2 separate regions of the Homo sapiens genome follow, and region 2 is linked to region 1. Evidence: read pairs that join two places in POLR2A ChIA-PET (ENCODE). Cell type or tissue: MCF 10A. All regions are shown on one strand. Links, peaks and the distances in the headings refer to the core of each region. The heading gives the core; the rest is flanking DNA.

Region 1 (4,394 bases), core at 68-4,067:
CAAGCTCCAGAGATGCTCCAGTAGCCCAGAAGATGAAAGGCTACTAGGAGCAGGTGACACCATAGACACGGTGACAGCCGGATGCACCAACCACATAAGCAAAGCCCTGGGCATGGGAAACCGGCACCGGCGGCACAGACAGAGCCCTCTTTTGTCTTGAAATCAGCAAGACTGACCTTATATCTGGTCACAAGTCCTGGGTCTGACCCAAAACTGGAGTGAGAAGCTAAGGGGAAAGTAGTTTTAGTCACGGGACTTCAGAGCTGGAAAGATTAGCGGGATTGCCTCATTCAGAACATTTATGTTGTAGATGAGGAGGTCCAGGAAAGGCAAGGTCCTGCATAAGGTCAACAGTGAGTTTCTTTAATAGGAAAGGCCACATCTCAGTTTTGTTATTGCTGATGATACCATGACTTCCGCTCTCTAAAATGAGGCCAGGTCAGGAATCCCTTCCAGTCCCCACCAATCCTTCTGCTACCTCCGTAACACTGGATCCCATAGTGTTCTTAGGGGAAGTAGCCACGGTGCTCAGAATTTCCACTGGTTACCCTTGGAGCTGTTGCCGACGATCCTGTCTGCCTGAAATGCCTTTCTTTCTTGGTTCTTTCTGTGCCACCCCTGCAGTCTCAGTCTGGCTAAATTGTAACCCAATTTACAAGGCCAAGCTCAAATGCCGCTGTCTCAGTGAAGCTTCCTCCTATCCTACTGAACCTCTGGCCCTTATTTCTTTATTCCAAGGGGTCTCCAGAGTGACTGTTGGACAATGGAGACAAAGGGGTGGCTTCAGGAATCCATGGGAGTTATGACATCCACGGTTGAGGGGAAGTTGTGGAAATTAAGTTTGGAAAGAAAGGTTGAGGCCAGATGGGAGAATGGGGCAGGTTGTAAAGAGCTGAAGAGTGAGGAAGCAGAGGCCCTACTCTACTGCCCGAGCGGAAGCCAGGAGATCTGCTCCTATAACAGGGACATTTCTGTCCCAGGGCCTCACTTGACCCCATTTTTGCCAGGAGATGGAAAATAACATTGCTTAAGACATGAGCCCTGGCCTCCCAGAGCTTCACCTCTAATAAAGGAGAGTCACTTATTCACACATTCATTTCACAATGCTAATTGAGAATTTTACCTCTTGCCAGACATCATTCTAGGCACTGAGGACAAAAACAGGTTTGTGAGAGTCTGTGTGTATGTGGTGTGTGTGTGTGTGTGTGTGTGTGTGTGTGTGTGTGGTGCATATGTGGTGTGTGTGTGGTGTGTGTCTGTGATGTGTGTGTAGTGTGTGTGTGGTGTGTGTGGTGTGTGTGTGTGGTGTGTGTGTGGTGTATGTGTGGTGTGTGTGGTGGTGTGTGTGTGGTGTGTGGTGTGTGTGGTGTGTGTGTGGTGTGTGTGGTGTGGTGGGTGTGTGTGGTGTGTTGTGTGATTGTGTGTGTGGTGTGTTGTGTGTGGTGTGTGTGTGCTGTGTGTGTGGTGTGTGTGGTGTGTGTGTGGTGTGTGTGGTGTGTGTGTGTGGTGGGGGGTGTGGTGTGGTGTATGTGTGTGTGTGGTGTGTGGGGGTGTGTGTGGTGTGGTGTATGTGTGTGTGTGGTGGGGGGGTGGTTTGTTTTCATAGCGGAAATGGTAGACGAGTAGTTAATAATTCTTTCAATCCTAGAGACAGAACTGTGGTTAAGGCAAGTAAGTTCCTGCCTTAGAAGTTTATTTTCCGGTGAGAGACCCGTACTGAGCACACCCTGACCCGGTTGACAGGTGCAGTGCACTTCATGACAGGCGAGTAGGGAGCACTCTGGGAACATGCAACGGAGGAAGCTATTTGATCTGGAGCCTCCAGGATGCGTGACATCTTGGCTGCTTTTGCTGATGATTCTTTGCCTGAGCTTTTGCTGATGATTCACTCTGCCTGAAATGCCTCTCCTGCCTTCACCTGCTCTTCTCTAATCCACCCACACAGTCTCAGCCTGGCTACATCACACCCAGACAGGCTTCAAGGCCAGGCTCAGATGCTACTGTGTCAAGGAAGCCTCCCTCCATTCCCCTGAACTTTCACATCTCCTCTTGCCCTTGCTCCATGAGGTTCTCCGCGGTGGCTGCTAGACAATGGAGAAAAAGGCGGTGGCTTCAGGAACCATGGGAGTTGGTTGAAGGTATCACTCTCATTGACACTGTCAGCTGTCAATTATTCCAGGGGCCCTTCTCTCTCTGCCTTCTTTACAACAGTGAATCTGTTAGGTAACTACATGTCTGCATCAGGTACAAAATGAATGTATCTGTAATCCCAGCTACTCGGGAGGCTGAGGCAGGCGAATCGCTTGAACCTGGGAGGCGGAGGTTTCAGCGAGCCGAGATCACACCACCGTACTGTGCTTAGGCATCAAGCAAGACTCCGTCTCCAGAAAAAAAAAAAAAAAAGGAATATATCATCTCCGGGCAACACATGCTCCTTATGAGTAAAATACATGGTAGAACCCATTGCAGCTACTCAGAAGCCTTTTTGTGTTCAGCATGTATTGGCTGTGTGACCCTGAGCGAAGTTGAGTTGGAGCTGACCAGAGTTTTAAAGCACGTGAAATGCACAGTGCAGGGTTTGTTGGGAACACCTCAGAAGGGCACTAAACCTGGATGGAGCTGAAAGAAAGACCTCTTGGAGGAGTGTCATCAAATGCTCCCCTACCTTGATGTGTGCTGTAGATGGGAATGGATACAGAGAAAAGGAACCTGTAACAGAAGCTCTGAGCTTTCCTGAGGAAGTGAGGTTTCAGATCTGAAACATAAGTGGCAGCTCACTGCTAAGAAGTGGGAGACAACGGGTGTTCCCCACAAAGGGACCAGCATGTGCAAAGACCCTGGAGCCTTATAACCCCCAGGCATTATTACAGTACTCTGAGAACTGTTTTCCTCTCCAAACCCTTTGATGAGGATTTCCAGGTCCAGACTATCTGCAAAGCCAGAGTCCCGATGCTGGGAGAATGCTCAGCTCGTCTGCTGTGCTCTGCCCAGGGGGCTTTCTGGGCACCATGATGCTTCTCCTTCAGACCTAATCCCAGACGGAGAGTGTCTGAAGAAATGTTAAAAACCACTGAATTTAGTGTATCATCCCCTCCTTTTCTAAAGGGGGCTTGAGACTCAGAGACAGCAGTTGGTGTCACATAGAATCACTCTAATTAAGCACTTACTAGGTACCAACCACTGTACTAAGCATTTTTCCATCCAACATGAGGGAGAGACAATTATTGATCTCATGTGTCACATGAAAAAAGTGAGGCTCACCGAGGTGATCGTGTCTGAGGTCACATAGCTAGAACGTCCCAGAGCTTTGAAACCCGGGTAGTTGACCCCAAAGCCTACGTTCCTATCCAGTGGGACTGTTTGTCAGAACTTGGCCAGAATCCAGTTTCTCTTGCATGCAGTCTCATGCATTCATCATTGCAATAAAAATTCAGCTTGGCAAACAAACACCTTTCGGGAGGCCTCCACATCTCTGCACTTGGACTGACTGACTTCAGGCAGGTCTATCCCTTATACTACAGGGCACGAAGCAAGAGTTCAAATGAAGGGCCCTGTGGCTCCAGCCCACCTGCCTTCTCTTGACTCCTCTTCCTACAAGGAAAATGGTTATAGGCAGGTGCTTAGACATCTCACCCCATGTGACCACGCTCCATCCTCACCACCCTAATGCCTTCCCAGCAAACAACAACTTGGCCATCCCTCAGGCTACCCTTAGAGGTGTACAGCCTGCCCTTGGAGGAAAGACCCCTGGCAGAGGCCTAGAAAGTAAGCTGGGGGCTATTGAGCTGGAAACCGACAGCTTGGGTGCTGAAAATGTGATCTGGAAGTGGTGAGGGGGTGGGTCACAGGCTTAGGGTAAGCCTTCCCCTTGGCTCCACAGACTCCTCACCCCACAGCGACAATGGAACTGCAGGAAGAGCAGGGCAGGACCTAGTAGCTCCAATGTGAGGGAGTTCTAAATGCAGACAGTGCCAGGGTTCCAGCTGGGTCCCCTCTCTGCCTCATGAGCCGGCTTCCCAGCAGGGCTGACTAGTACACATTTCTTGTGCCCCTGCACAGCCACACAGCCACACAGCCACACCCTGACCTTCTCCAGAGCCCTTGCCTGATTACCTGATAGTGACCTCCCCCCTCCCACCAGCAACATCACCCCATCCCCACCTTGGGTCGTGCCCTGACTTGTGCAAACCACAGGTCTAAGTGCTGTGCTGAAGCAGAATGAGTCAGGGGCAGAACTCAAGGTGTTGAGCCTGGGAGGCTGCTCTAAGCAGGGAAGAGAAAACTCTGTGGCCCCAGAGAGGAATGAATCAGGCAGGAGTGGCTCAGACCCTGCGTTCTGTCTTCTCCTCACCAAATGCGTAGAGCAGCGGGTGATGTAGGGGGAGAGACTCAGG
Region 2 (4,394 bases), core at 140-4,139, 190 kb after region 1:
ATTGCCATTGGAAAATTTGACAATTTTGATTCTCACTGGTATGTTTAAAAACTGAATAAAAGGAATAGAATTTTTTTTTGATAAAGGATCACAAAACAATTCTAAAACCTAACTGTTTTTACCATTGAAATTTAAATTGTGATAATAGGTTTTAAATGTCTAGAATGCAACTGATAGGCTTTTCTTGAACTGTTAGTTTTTTTGAAGTAGTTTTTTCATGTTTAATTTGTATTTGTAAAAAAACAAAAAGCAAAAAAATTCCCAAAACCCAGATAACAACCAGAGCAAAACTGTTGTGCCTTCTATTTATCTTTGATTTCAGTCTTGGCAATTGTTTAAAAAAAAAATCTAGATTTGTTTTATTAGGTTCAGAGTATGTGGGGAATTATAGAATCCCTCTTTCATCACTTTGTGTATGTCTTTTGTTAACATATTTGTTATGCCTTATTCTAAAATTGAGTCTCAAACTGGAATGCCTTTGAAGACAGATGCTTCTATAGAGGTTCTTTGACCTAAATAGTTCAGCATTTGTATTTTTATTCTGGTATCTAATCAGATTCCTAATCATAGCCCGTAAGAAGGAATGTTACTTTAATATTGGACTTTGCTCATGTGCTCGTGTCCGCATTTTTTTTTTTCTTAAAATCATAGCCATATGGTAAATTTTCTATTTTGTTATGGTTCTCTTTTATTGATGGGCATGCAGTGGGTGTTACTTGGAAATGGCCAATTTTTATTAAAATATTTCTGGAAGAAAATTTAATCTGGCAATATAGACTAATACTCGTTTCACATATGTGTTATTTGTTGAGTGCTGTGTGTGAGATGGGTGAAGGTTTTGTTTACACGTGTGAAACAAACTTTTGTGTGATTGTCATTACTAATTGAAGGGCAACCAGGTTGTAAAATTCAGCGTATTTATTTTCTTAACAGTATTCATCTTTAGGACTGTCGTTTGAGGATAGCATAGGAATATTTGGTTTGCATTACTGAGAAACTCTAGGTTTGCTGTGATGGTTAAGACCACAGTGAAGTTGGTATTACCAGTTTGGTTCCAGTTCCTCAAATATTTGAAAATTGGCAGCATCTCCTTTACATAAACTTAATGTAACTGAATCACATGGCTTTTTTGTAGGGTTAAAGTAACTTTGGTAACCACTTTTGGCCCAGATCACTGATAATAGGAAGAAATACAACTTATACTTTTGTAGCTTATATTAAGCATGTGGTGGGTGGAAAGAAAAGTTTAGTCTGAGTCACTTTGGAAAAAAAAATTACTTTGTGGTAACTTCAAGGTCATAAATTATGGATAGCCTAGAAATTATCCTTCATGAGTGAATACTAAATTATACATTTCAAAACAGAAGTTCTTCCTACTTGGAGACTTAAGGGCATTAACTAGATGCAGCAATCCTCAGCTTGGTGTTATCACATACTAGAGGACATTTGGAAATGTGTGAAATTTGGAAGGGTTGTTGGAGAGACATGCATCTGGCATTTATTGGGTGGGGTCTAAGGATACCAAATGTTGTGTAAAAATGAAGCAACCCCATTGAGAACACTGATAGTCCCTATTCCTGTGGGTGGGTGGAGCTGTGGGATTAGGAAAACTGGAATGAAGACTCATTCTTTTGAAACTCAGCCTCAGATAAATAACAAACTAGGAAATGGAAATCTGTTTCAAGAATTGCAGTAACATCTACTCTAAGGAATTAGTAATTTCACTTTTTATTATTTGTACCAAATGTATGTGTGTGTTGTGTATGTTGGTGTAAATGTGGAGAGGTGGTAGCAATACATACTGATGCTGCTTGTAATTTGTTGCAGGGAATTACTGCACAATCTCAGAAAATAGAAAGCTTCCCCAGTGCTTTCTGTCATCAGAGTTGGGATGATTGTGAGGTTTTGAATGATAGTATTGGACCTAAGAAATAGGATTAGCATCATGATCAGAACTGTTGAGAATCCTTGTACAATTATGTACATTATTGCATGTAGAGTAAACCTGAGAGCTTAGAGATGTATACGTTTCCACTGCTGGAAAATCATTATAAGTTAGGGCAACATTTTCTATAGGTGGCAGCAGTAGGAGCTCATCACATTGAACATTTTCAGATTTTAAAATGAAAATTTTCATCCGTAGGAATGGCCCAATGTATAGTTATTAGCTACTGAGCTTAGAACTCTTGACCCATGAGATTTTTTTTTTAAATTTTTATTTTTATAGAGGCAAGGTCTTGCTATGTTGTCAGGCTGGTCTCAAGCTCCTGGCCTCATCAGTTCTCCTGCCTTCCAAGTAGCCGGAACTACAGGTGTGCACCATTGCACCTGGCCTCATGAGTATTTTAGTTAGATAAGATTTGTTTGGTTCAGTGGGTCTTAGTTTTTTAAGACCTGTTAATTTGTAATTAGACATCTTGGGCCTTAAACTGTATTTTTGTTTTAGTGGTGAGGTTGGGTTTTACTTTGTGTATTCCAGCGTTCTCAACTTTGTCAGATATTGCTAGGGACCAGTGAGATAGATAATCCAAAAATAATAATTTGACTTTGGTTGAGTATGTCATTACCACAGTGTTAGTTGAATTGCACTTTAGGTTAGAAAAGTTAATTTTCACATCTGTGCTGCGGGTTAGGTGATATTGTCCTCAGCACAATAGATGAGGAAGAAACTGAATCAGAACAGTTAAATGACAGGCTTCCAAGTCATCCATGTAGCAAGGAGCACATTTGCCTCCCAAACTGATGCTTTTTCTCTAGAACCATAATGCCCCCCTAATTACATTTCAGTAGCATAGACCGCAATGAACTTCCTACTGTAGGGAGACTTGAGTCTGGAATACATTCAGAACAAGGTTAACATTACAGTTCTTAATTTCCTTTAGGGCAAACAAGATAATTAAACTTGGGTTTTGTGAGTCTTTTTTTGATTTGCAGATTATATATGGTAACACAATAATGGTGGTTTGTTTTTAAGTTTTTTCTCATCAGGTTTGATAATTTAATGCAAACTTCAAATCTGGATGTGAATAATAATATTTTTATTATAGTATAATCCAGGTGAGTTTATAGAATTTGTGTTTTGTGCTTATAAACTGTCACCTTCTGATACTTTTCTTCATCCCTCTATTTGAAAAACCCTTGTAGAATTTAACGATTTAATGGAAAATGTTGCACTTTATAGAAGGCCATTTTAGAACTTACAGGTAACCTTTTTGAAGAGCTTAGATTTGTAGACCACTGTTTATGCTGAGTGACATTTCTTTTAAATGGTTGCATTTGTCAAATCTATAAAGATGTTTTTTATATTGCAGTTTTCTTTTTGTGCTACTTAAAGGAATCTTTGCAATGCTGCATATAGATAATTGTTGACCTTTTTAGTTCAGCAGTTTTTAAACTTGAAGTAACATCAGCATTTATTTGAATATCAGGTTTTAGCTAACTGCCTAATGTACCAAAAAAAAATTAGCAATGTCTTATGTGGGATGAGGGGTTAAGTTAAAGTTGCTGATCAAGTAATGGCCGTGTGGCACAAGATGATAACTAAGAATTTCTGGTTCTAAGGTAGTAATGCCTTTTGGGATTTATATTTGTTTAATGTTGAGATTCTGGGGACCATAGGTGGGCCTGTCAACTCTTAACAGACTATAGTAAAGGAGAGATGGTGGCACATGTGAGATAAAACTTGTTTATATTTACATTCTTATTAGTGGATAGATATCACCTCAGTACAACACTGAAATTAAACTGCCTTGTTCATGCTTTCATGTCTCAAATCAAGGCCTAAATGAGTAAAAAGATGATTACAGATTACCTAAAACCCTTAACCAGTTTTGGTTTTTGATTATGCATATGTGTTGGCTTGCAATTAGGTTTTTAGTTTCTGTTTATGTGACTTGTTTGAAAACATTGGATTCGTCTTCTCTCCACAGTTTCTACTTGAACCTAGTAGCTTATTTTAATTCCCTGTAAGAGGAAAATAATATAGGGAATCTGTTCAACTATTCCTTTAATAAATCATGTGACTTGGCCAATTACAGAAATTCCTAAGTGTAGTATTTTGAAATGTGGCCAGTGTCCCAGATTTGTAAGGTACAGTGTGCATACAGTGTGTCTTAGGATTTTTTTAAGTAAATTAAGGATGTTTACCAGAAATTATTGATTTACTGAACCAAGTATTTATTTTCAGAAGCCCACTTTTGGGGAAGGTTGCCTATATTTTTGATAGTAATTAGATGGAAGATTAAATCCTGTTTAACCTGGATAGAAACAGTTTTAACTATTGCTGAAGTTAAAATCACTTTGGGGTGGGGTGGGGTGGCTCATGCCTGTAATCCCAGTGCTGTGGGAGGCTGAGGCCAGAGGATTGCTCGAGGCCAGGAATTTGAGACCAGCTT

Evidence for each region. Peaks named below come from ENCODE experiments on the same cell type or tissue, not always from the same donor. Only the 100,000 strongest peaks of a DNase experiment are listed, where the experiment ranks them.
Region 2: POLR2A ChIA-PET joins it to region 1 with 5 read pairs; 2 of 35 experiments call an interaction of 5 or more read pairs at or near these places.

The regions. Positions count from the first base shown.
Region 1 is chr5:151,611,412-151,615,805 of GRCh38, forward strand. No RefSeq gene overlaps it. Among named protein-coding and RNA genes, the nearest start is that of FAT2, 22 kb to the left of the region's middle. In MCF 10A, for the core only: no CTCF peak of the experiment used is centred there; DNase peaks (open chromatin) are centred at 1,890 and 3,410.
Region 2 is chr5:151,804,592-151,808,985 of GRCh38, forward strand. It overlaps G3BP1 (G3BP stress granule assembly factor 1), which reads left to right. Exons shown (of 12, transcript NM_005754.3): 12 at 1-4,394. Among named protein-coding and RNA genes, the nearest start is that of G3BP1, 35 kb to the left of the region's middle. In MCF 10A, for the core only: no CTCF peak of the experiment used is centred there; no DNase peak of the experiment used is centred there.